2 separate regions of the Homo sapiens genome follow, and region 2 is linked to region 1. The links are chromatin loops, found by intact Hi-C in ENCODE. Cell type or tissue: CD14-positive monocyte. All regions are shown on one strand. Links, peaks and the distances in the headings refer to the core of each region. The heading gives the core; the rest is flanking DNA.

Region 1 (5,372 bases), core at 278-5,277:
TGACATGGACACACATGGAGTGGTTTTAAGGAGCAGAGAGTTTAATAGGCAAGAATGAAGGAAGAAGCTCCCCCATACAGAGACAGAGGGAGGGGTGCTCCAAAGCCGAGAGAGGAAACCCTGTGTGCAGCGGAAATGTGTCTGCTTACGTGAGGAAGCTGGAGAAGGTGGTGCCTGATTTGCGTAGGGCTCAGGGGATTGGTTTGACCAGGTAGGTCACTCACGTAGCCCGTGAAAAAACTGGTCCTCCTGCTCTAGCCTTTTAATATGCAAATGCAGGGTGCCATGATGTTCTACACGTGTGGGCATAAAAGGGGGCGGCCATGCTGTCAGGCACATGTGGGGGCAAGGGCAAGAAGAAGAGAGGGGGAATCTCCATGTTTGGGGGTACCCAGTTTCTAATGGCCTGCATTTGCATATCAAAGGTTGCCAGCCCAGCTCTAAGACCAGGGGCTTTCCTGCCAGACAAGAAAACTTTTCTGGAACTGCTTTAAAAGAAACAAAAACTTTCCAAGGACCCCTTTTCCTCTCTATCTGCCTAAAATAATTTCTTAATAACTCCTATAATAAGATCACAGCATTGCAGTAAAGAAAGAGTTTAATTGATGTGAGGCCAGCCCGGCCACCCCACATGGGAGATGGAGTTATTACTCAAATCAGTCTCCATGAAGGCTTGGAGGCTAGGGATTTTTCAAAGATAGTTTGGTGGGCAGGGGGCTGGAGTAGGGGGCAGGCTGATTAGTTGGGTTGGAGATGCAGTCATAGGGAATAGAAGCTGTCCTTTTGTGCTGAGTCAGTTCCTGGGTGAGGGCCATAGGATTGGTTGGCAGGTCCAGGTGGGGGTCATCAGTGTGTCAGAAATGCAAAAACCTAAAAAGACATCTCAAAAGGCCAATCATAGGTTCTGCAATAGTGATGTTATCTGCAAGAGTAATTGGGGAAGTTGCAAGTCTTATGACCTTTGGAATAATGGCTGGTAATTATTTAGAATTCAAGCCCTTCTCATCCTCCTAACTTGGTGGTCTTTCATTAGTTTTACAAGAACTGATGAGACCTAGAACTAATGAAACCAAGAACCCTAACCCTAAGTTGAGTTTAGGGGAAGGGCTATCATTATTTAAACTGGAAACCAAATTTCTCCCAAATTAGTTTGGCCCACGCCCAAGAATGAGCAAAGACATCCAGCCAGTGAGGCTAGAGGCAAGATGGAGTCAGGCATGTCATATTTCTCTCACTGGCATAATTTTGCAAAGGTGGTTTCACCTTCCCCACTCCCAGCATTCTCTCTGTCGCTCCCCTCCCTCCCCGCAGACACTTATGTAATTCTGTTGTGAAGTTTCCGAAATCCTACCGTCAGCTGAAGAATGACAAGGTTCATGCATTTGGAAAGGAGAGCTTTATTTCTCCTAAAGGGTTGTATCCTGCAGGGTGGCCATTCTGATAGGCTGGGAAGCAGAGCCTCCGGCCAGAAGCTGGAAACAGGCACTTTGAGGGTGGAGAAAATAAGACAGGAATTTATGCTGAAGCAGGTGGCCAAATATACATATTCAATAAGTATAAGAGGAGTCATGAATATTTATGAAATATTTATCCCCTGGCTGCCCCTTGCTGAAAAGACTGGGAGAGTGAGCATTTAGCTCTTTCAGTCTCCTCTTGGAGTCAGGAAAAAGAGAAGTGATTTGGGAATGGACGTTAGGTTTGCCAAACCAGAGTCCACTATCCCTTCCCAGATTGATCCCAAGGCACTGTGGCCATATGGCCAAGATCAGAAGGAAACAGACAGAGATTCAAATGCATACGTGCACAAGCTCACACACATGTGACAACACAACCTCTCAACCATGAAGCAAGTTTAAAAGAAAAAGGGTTCTTTTCCTTTACCACCCTCAGCTTGCTTTCTGATTTGGGAAAAAGCCACAGCCTCTCAACTTGGAGGTTTTCCAGCCCGTTACCCAAATAGAAAAGAATAATGCTATGAAAATAAAGCCAGGTGGACGTGGCAAGGTGAGCACCAGGGGCCAAACCTATGATCTTCTATTGATTCGGAAACAAACCTCAGAGTGTGGCATGAAGAATAATCATGATAATGAAATAATAGCTGTGTTGTAAGAATGCAAAGTTGGATGCTAACATTTGTCTGAGATCATGAAGAAGAGGAATGGGAAGTTCATGACATCTGTGAAGTTAGTGACTAAGGCTGTATGGTAAGGAAAGACCTTGGGGATTTCAGTGAAATTCTGAATTCAAAGAGCATGATGAATGTGGGGTGGGGCTGTGAGGCAGACAGCAGAGAAACCTGAGAGCAGATGAGGCTGGGAGGAGGAGCTGCCCCCGGTCAGGAGGAGGGAGGGCCCGGCTCGGGGAATTCTGTGGGCAGAGTCCAGGGATCTGCTGGTTACAGTCGTGATGGATATGCCATGACCTTCGTACCAGGAGGGGCTGAGCTGGGGCAGTGCACAGGCAGCGGCTTCCTCAGTGACCCCAGAACTTGGAAGAAAGGCAGCGGTCTCCAGGGGAGGTTGGTGGTGAAGCCAAACTAGAAGTGCTAGGAGAGTGAGAAAAGCCAGGTCGGTCTCCAAACATACAGCACCCTCAATGCACAGAGATGTTGCCCTCAAAGACCCTTGTCCTGCTGTGAAATGCCTTGCACCCTCCAGGGCTGCTGGCTGAGTGCTGAGGGAAGTGTCCCAAAGAAGGGAAATGTCAAGAAAACAGGGTCCCGGGGAAGCCTCCATTGTTGTTTGGCAAATGGCCCATCCTTTGGGGGACAAAAGGATGAAATAAGGGAAGCAGCAACAGGTCAGGCCCACAGCCTCCTGCTCGGCTCACCCTGAGCCAGCCTTGGTGATAAGAAGGCAGAGGTGGCGATGGTATCTGATGCATCTGACCCCATAGACATGCGGTCGAGGTGGTCCCGAGGCCCCTGGAGGCCCCACCATGTGGAGTTGGGAAAGAAAACGGGCAGGAGGCAGATGTTTTTGACTCAGGACTGGGTTTCGTCAGCCTCGGCGTGAGCCCATCCTGGGCTGGTGGGCTGGCAAAAAAGAAACCGGGTTTTGAGGCAAGAGCTAACTCCAGGACCTCAATGTTGGAACACAAAAAACCCCTTCCTAGCTGGTAACGCTCAGCCCTCATTTCCTGCCACCACACACATTCTGCCCCGGGAAACGCACGTTATAGGAAAGAATGCTTTCGGGCAGTATCGGGGAGAGGAGGGGGGCGGATCGGCTGAAACGCGAGCATGAGTTGGAATCACAGGTGCAGAGTTTGTGCCCCTTCCTCCTGGGAACGCCTCTGTCCCTGGACTCAGCCCCCTGCCCTGGCTCCTGGTTGCTCAGGGCTCCGTCCATAATCTAACACATAATAATGGGCTCTTTTAAATGGCCTTACCCATATGTTTATTTTACAAGGTACTTTCTGAGCAAAACTTAGCTGTACAGCTTTTATATCAAGTTGACCTCCTCCACTTCTCACTCGAGGGCACCGAAGTGAAGTAACTGCGTGGTGACTGATGCAAGACGCTGCTCAGACGTGGGCTACTTCCTCAAGGAGTAGTCCATGCAGGGAGCGAGGAGATTTTGTTACATCTGCCCAGATGAAAACATTCATTGTCACCCAATTCTGGGCCTCTTCTGCCAGATGTGCTGATCTGTCTCCCACATTATCCATCTGCTTAGCTGATGGCAGCCCACGCTCGCTCCAGAGCACAGAGTTTTGTGTCCTAAATGATCGGGAGCAGGCATGGAGGTGAGCTTATCCATCATCAAACACACCGCCACACTTCCAGTCCTGTGATAGTCAGCCCGGGGGCTTGGCAGATAAAAGGTTTGTAAGTGTAGGAACTTTCAGCAGCAACAACAACAAAATGAGGAAAAAGCTGTAAATAGAAAATGGAGTTCCCAGTCGGAGCCCAGGCAGCCAGGAGCTGCAGCCTGCCGGATTAGGTCCTATGAGCAGCTGCCCCGGGGTTTGGAAGTCAGTCTCCCCTTCCAGAAAGAGAGTGTAAGAACATACATGTGGAAACTCTCCTTTTGCTAACTCGGGTTTGACTTTTAAGTCACCAGGTGTAAAGGTGATGGTATGCTTTTGTGAGATTTCAGAACCTAGTGGGTAGTGGGTCATTGGAGATGCTGATTGCTCTTTCTTCTAAGTGCCAAATGACCTGCTGGGAGTGTGTGCTGGTCAGTCTGATGTGCACCAACGTGGGCAGACCTGTCCAGGGTGGGTTTGCTCTCAGGCTAGAATGACTGCTCCAGCCCCAGCCTTTGCATCCTACTCAGTCCTGTGCCAGGTACTGGGAATACACAGAAAAGTAAGAAAAAGTTTCTGTCTTCCAGAAGCTCAGTTTGGAGGAGTGTTTTGCAATCTTTTATGTGCACTGGAATCCCCTGGGGATCTTGTTCAAATGCAGAATCTGATTCATTAGGCCTATTAGGTCTGAGATTGTGAATTGTGAACAAGCTCCCAGGTGATGCTGATGATGCTGGTCCGTGGACCACGATTTGAGTAGCCAAGGTTAGAGCAATGGTTCTGAAGGGTGGTCCCCAAGAAGCAGCTGCAGCCAAGAGCTCCATATTAGAAATACGAATTCTCAGGTATCTCCCAAGACCTACAAAATCAGAATCTCTGGGAGTGTGGCCCACCAATCTGTGCTTTAATCAGCCCTTTGGTGATTCAGATGTGCCAGCTCACCACCTGGTTACAGTAGTGATTAGCTTAGCTGGACTAAAAAGGGAGGTGGCCTGAACTAGTATCAGAGCTGGCTCTTAAGGACACATAGGAGAAACCAGGCAGACAGAGAAGGCTGTGCAAAGGCCCGGAGAGGAAGTTGGAGGTGTCTGGAGAGAGACAGCCCAGGAAAGAGGCTGAGAATCACCCAGAAAACCCTTGAAGGCCACTGTTTGCAGACGCAGAGCTTTGCTCAGCCATTGGCCCTTCGAGGTTGAGCCTCGCAGGGAGTCTGCCTCCCACCTCCCCACGCTCAGCTGTGGTTAAGCTGGTTCACCTTCCTGAAGAGAAAGGCTGCTGATACTGAAAACGATTTCCAGTCTGATAAAATCGAGATGGCGCCCAGAACTCACTTTTCACTCCAGGAGAGTCAAGGCTGTGGAGACCTAGTAATTATTGGTTCCTATAGGAGCCAAGGCAGGAAAGAACTAAATTGGAGAGAGTGACGGGGAGAAAGGTGAGGGGTCGGGGGGAGAGCGCCTGAGGACCTCGTCTGTGGTTAGCATTCTAAGTGTAGTTGTAAAGAACGGAGGATGGTTCCTGTTGACATTTGTGGTTTCTGTCGGCCTGAATCTTTTAGACATTTTTCACCAAATTATCCCCAACGGTGGTGCATGTGTGTGTGTGATCCCAGGAGCTGGAGG
Region 2 (5,372 bases), core at 122-5,121, 53 kb before region 1:
GGTGGACTCAGCTGCCCTGGCTTGGTGGCTGCATATCCAATTTCTCACTGCTTCCTAAGTGTCCTCCCGTCTCTAAGCCGCACCTTCAGAAGGGGAGAATGACTTTCCTGTAGAGGAAGACTGTTCCTCAGTCAGGTGGTCAGATGCAGTCCCCTTACCCTGTAACCTCTCTCCTCCCCTGTGTTTCAGGGCTCACTCATGGAGCTCATGGAAGTGGGCAGATGGCAGGTAGGGTAGAGGTTGGGGGTCGGGAGCTTTCCTCCTTCCCTAGGGCTCTGGCACAACTTCTCCTGTTCACCCCTTTCATGGAAGAGACATTTCCCCTGAAGTTCTACCCTTGAGTCTCCTGTCTCTTAACTCATGGTCTCCTGGGCAGTCTCATCTACTCTGTGACTCCGGCTCTTGCCCCCTAGGCCACTCTAAATGCCACCTCCTAATGTGCCCAGGGCTCCGAGGGAGTGCACGGTGCACAGCGGCCTCTCAGCAAATACCCCTGAAATGAATGCACCCTGGGCTTCCCATGCCTCCTTCTTGTCCCTGGACACACTGCACTCCCCCATGAGCTCCCTCAGATCCTTCCTCCCTTCCTTGCCCTCCCCAACTCCATGTTTCCCACCAGGGTTAACTCTGTCCTTGCCAAGCCCGATCCTGTGGGCCGTCACTCCATCCTCTTTCATGTTCCTCCCTTCAGTTTCTTTTTCCTCTGGTGACTTCTCGGCACCGATACTCTGCTCATCCATTCCTGGGCCCCCTGCTCTCGGGCCGCTCGGCACTTCTGGTAGACACAGCCCACCTGGTCTCCATTCCCAATGAGGCCATCTGCGGCTGCTCAGTATCTCCCATACCCTGTTCATCTCTCTCCTCCAAATGACCTGGCCTCCTGGCCTCCTTCTTAGTAAGTTAATGAAATTTCTCTCGCCACTCTTCCCTTCTTCCTTTGGGAACAGAGCGTGCATCTCCTTCTTCACTCAGGTGAGTCCCTCTGTCTGGCTCTGAATTCCATCCAATAGATCCAGGCTCTGGGGCTCCCAGTCATCCCCTCCTCCCGGTGTCTGTTGCTTCTTCTGTCACTGCCTCCTTCCCTTCAGCCTGTCCACCTGCTCTGTGGTTTCAGGTATTTGCACACACACCACAGCCAAAGGCACACACCTTTCTGGGACCCGGTTTAGTGTCAGGAAACCACCTTATCTCTTTGTGCTGCTTTCCATTGATTCAATGCATGTAAAGTGTTTAGAATAGATGATGGATATTAGTGAGCGACCATCATCATCATTGTAATTTTTGTAGCAAACATTCTTAAATGTTTGTCCAAGTTCACCACCTCCATTTCCTCCTCCTCCAAAAGCCCCTGAAATCTCAGAAGCCACAGCCTAGCTTTGATTCTGCCACACCCTGAAGGTATTCTGACTAAGATAATCACTGGCATCCCAGTCACCAAATCTAAAGGAGGATTTTGGCCCTCGTCATACTCTACCTCCCCATCAGCTTCAGATCCAGCTGGAGCCTCTCTCTTTTTTCCCTGAAATGCTCTCCACCTTCCTCAGATTGGGCAGCCCGTACCCACAGCTGACCCCACCCCCAAGCACAGCTGAGGCTCCTCCTCATCTCTCTGACCTTGAAAGTCAAGGTAATCCTTGGTCATCGTTGGAGTCATCAGGGCTCAGTCCTCTGAGCCCCTCTCTTTTCTGTCCTCACTCACCCCTACGGGACCTCATGCTGTTTCCTGGCTTTAGATATCATCTATATCCTGACCACTGGCAAATATACTCGCTGGCCCTGGCCTTCCCCTTGAATTCCAGACTGGTGCACCTGAGCTTCTCCTTGACATCTGCTGCTCTCGGACATTCAGTGGGCATCTGAAGCTCACCATGTTTGAATCAGACTTCTGATGTTTCCACCAAACCTGTTCTTCACATCTGTCTCCAATTTCAGTGAATTCTTCCAATTGCTTAAGTTTGGAGCGAACGTTCATTCCTCTCTACTTCTTACACCCCACATGAAACTACCTAGCAGATTATGTTGGTTGGCTTGAGAATCAGGTCACATTCTCCCCCCTATACTAACCCACCCTGCTCCAAGCCCCTATCAGCTTCTCCCAGCTCCCCACAATAGCCTTTTAATGATCCTCCTGCATCAGATCTAGCTCCCCTGCCCTCTCCCCTCTGCATTGCTATAGCCTTCTGTCAACATCAGTAAAATTAATATCAGTTTTGTCAGTTAAGTCAGCCACAGGGATCCTGTTACAATCAGATCATGTCATTCCTCTGAGCAAAACTCCCCCCTGGCCTCCAGCTCACTCCTTCCAGACCAAAGTCCTCATGACGTGCGAGGCTGTGAGTGGCCCTGTCATACTGACTCATCTCTTACTTCTCTTCCCCATTCCTTCTGTTCAAGCCAACTGCCCTATGCACTATGCCCTGAACACGCGACACACCCCTGCTTTGTGTCTGTGCACATTCTGTTCCTTCTGTTCCCGAAGGTATTTGCATGGCTCCCTCCCTGACTTCCTTCGACCCTTCATTCACACCTTCTTAGTGCATCCTTCTCTGGCCAGGGACACTATGATTTCACCCCTCCTCCCTTCACTACATAGCCACTTCTCCTCTTTGCTTTAAATATTCTTATACTAACACTTAATAGCTAACATTCTACGTGTTTTATTATTTATCTTGTATATTGTTGGTCTCCCCAGTGTCTTACTAGAATAGAAGCTTCATGATGCAGGGTTTTTTTTGACAGCTTTCCCACCCCAGAAATAGAAACAGAGCCCAACCCATAGTTGGAACTCAATAAATAGCTATACAATCAATAAGTGAAGATTCTTTTTAAAACCTTTTTCATATGCCCATCTTCTGCTCCATAGACTTTGGTGTCCCCTTATCTCATTGATATTTTCTTTAGGGTATTTTATCCATGCCCTGGGCTTCACCTGGAATGACACCATGTGATGGAGAGCAATATTGTCCCATAGCTTTTATTTCTTCCTGAAACCACACCCTTTTCAATACAACTTTGAAGCAGAAGCAGAATATACATTCTCCAGCCAACTGAAGATGGACTCAACTATGTGATTTGCTTTGGGAGTCTTAACAAACATGTGGAGCCTGAGTCCAGCCAAGCTTAGCAGCAATGAGCAGAGCCCCCACAGCTGACCATCTCACATGCTTCTGAGTTTGGGGAGGTAGTTTGTTATGCAGCAGTAGCTGACTGATACATATTTTAGTAACCCCCAGGTTCATTCCTGAGTCTAAGTCTCTATCCTGAGTTCAAGGTCCAAGTTCCACTTTTTAACTGCCTCCTGGACATGGGTCCTGAACATCTTGCAGGGATTTAGCAGCTGTCTTTCTCATCTTCCACCCCATTCCCAGCCAGCTCTGAATTAGCCAGGACACTTTAAATTATCAGGCAATTAATTGGCTCATTAAACTGGAAAGCCCAGTGGCAGGATAGACTTTGGGTCAGCAAATCCAGTGGCTCCATGCTGCCATCAGGGATCCAATTTGTTCCTGTCTGGCTGCTTGGCCTTCTATTGTGTTGGTTTCATTCCAAGGCTGGCTGCCTTCTTGGACCTAGGATGGCTGCTGTTGCAGCCTGGGCTTCTTTAAATACACACAATAGCCGGGAGGAGGTCTTCCCACAACTCTCAAGCTCAAATCTAGAGCTTTATGCTGGTTGGATCACCCTTGAAGTGAGCAGTGTGGCCAGGGGAATATCATTTGCTGAATGGCTCAGAACTGTGCTGTTTGAACCACATCAGGTGGATGGTGTCTGGCTCCTTGACAGAGACCTGTGGTGGGGTGGGGACCTGTAGAACTGGCATGGAGTCCATTGCCCCAAAGAACTCAGTTACTGAACAATGGGAGAGGAAGAAAGGATGTCAAGGAGACCCTGGCATCTGCCACATGTCCCTTCTGTAATTCCAATATTTATATGCTGTCTAGTGGTTGTTTTGGTTGGTGTTTTCCTAGCTCCTGGTCACTCTCTTGGTCACCAGGTCTAGGACTCTCTAGATACTCTCATATCTTTTTCTTTCTCTCTCCATTCTCACTGCCACTGCCTGTGTCAGTCCCCCATATCTCAATTACAATGAATAACTTATTGCAAAATGCTAATATGATATTATAGGAACATCAAGCAATACTGCTAAGTAAAAAGAAAAAGAGTGAATATCACCCACACTACCCAGAAATCACAGTTCACGTTTCGATATTTGTCCATTTGAATTATATTCTTCAAAGATTTTAATCAAACTGTATGACTGGGTTTAGAACAGCAGCCTTGTCTGGACCCTGCATGGAGTTAGGTGATTCCACACTTTCTAGAACCCTTTCTGGGTGTTGAGCTGGCAAATCCATCCATGTGCTTGTGGGTATTTGGGGACATTGAAGCGGATGCACAGCCATTTTTTTTTTTTTAATTTAAAGGAGGCTCAGGAGCTCAATAGGAAGTGCTGAAGCTTGGCCACAGAGATGTAGAGATGTGTCTGACCTGGAAGAGTTGGTGGGAAGGGGATAGAAGACAAACTGCCGAAGGATAGAGTGATTCCTGAGAGAAAAATCACATGAGTAAGAAGGCTGGTGGGGGGAGGTGTGAGGAAGCAGGGACATTTCAGGTATAGTGTGGGGGTACACTGGAACCTTTTCTGACCCAGTTTTCATTTTCCTTGAGGAAACAACTTCATGTCCTGAAAGTGCAAAACTGAAAGAGTTATTTTGGTAAGGTCCCCAACTCCCAACCCCTTCTCCCAGAGGAGATCCAATGGAGGAAAGAAATCAAACGAAAACATGTAACGATGAAAGCATTATCTGACCGGATGGAGAGAAAGATGAGAACCCAAGGTTGCCAGCAGCCACTGAGATGCGACTAGTTGACGGTGGCAGCAGAGGGTGGCAGAGGTACTACTATTACCATGAGCACTAGCGGGCAGATCGGGAGAAGGTAGGAAGTGCCGCAGATGGGCTGTCAAAGGTGGCTTCTCCAGCTCTAGGTGGACAGCTCTCTTCAACTGTGTCACCTCAAGTGGGAAGATAGTCCAGAGGGCCCAGTGATAAACAGCTAACATGATAACATGAGCCTTTCTTTCTTTCTTTCTCTCTTTCTTTCCTTCCTTCCTTCTTTCTCTCTTTTTCCTTCCTTCTTTCTTTCTTTCTCTCTCTCTTTCTTTCCCCTTCCTTCCTTCCTTCTTTCTTTCTTTCTCTTTCTTTCTTTCTTTCTTTCTTTCTTTCTTTCTTTCTTTCTTTCTTTCTTTCTTTCTTTCTTTCTCCTTCCCTCCCTCCCTCCCTCCCTCCCTCCCTCCCTCCCTTCCTTCCTTTCTTTCTTTTTTTTCTTCTTTTTCTTTTATTTGAGACGAAACCTCACTCTGTTGCCCAGGC

What was found. Peaks named below come from ENCODE experiments on the same cell type or tissue, not always from the same donor. Only the 100,000 strongest peaks of a DNase experiment are listed, where the experiment ranks them.
Region 2: it touches region 1 in a loop (2.7-fold over the local background); 3 of 110 quality-filtered maps call a loop at or near these places.

Annotation. Positions count from the first base shown.
Region 1 is chr2:236,969,827-236,975,198 of GRCh38, reverse strand. All of the region lies in intron 1 of COPS8-DT (COPS8 divergent transcript), which reads left to right. Among named protein-coding and RNA genes, the nearest start is that of COPS8-DT, 110 kb to the left of the region's middle. In CD14-positive monocyte, for the core only: no CTCF peak of the experiment used is centred there; DNase peaks (open chromatin) are centred at 848, 2,218 and 3,518; H3K27ac peaks cover 2,784 bases.
Region 2 is chr2:237,022,252-237,027,623 of GRCh38, reverse strand. The region is part of intron 1 of COPS8-DT (COPS8 divergent transcript); the gene reads left to right. Among named protein-coding and RNA genes, the nearest start is that of COPS8-DT, 61 kb to the left of the region's middle. In CD14-positive monocyte, for the core only: no CTCF peak of the experiment used is centred there; a DNase peak (open chromatin) is centred at 2,323.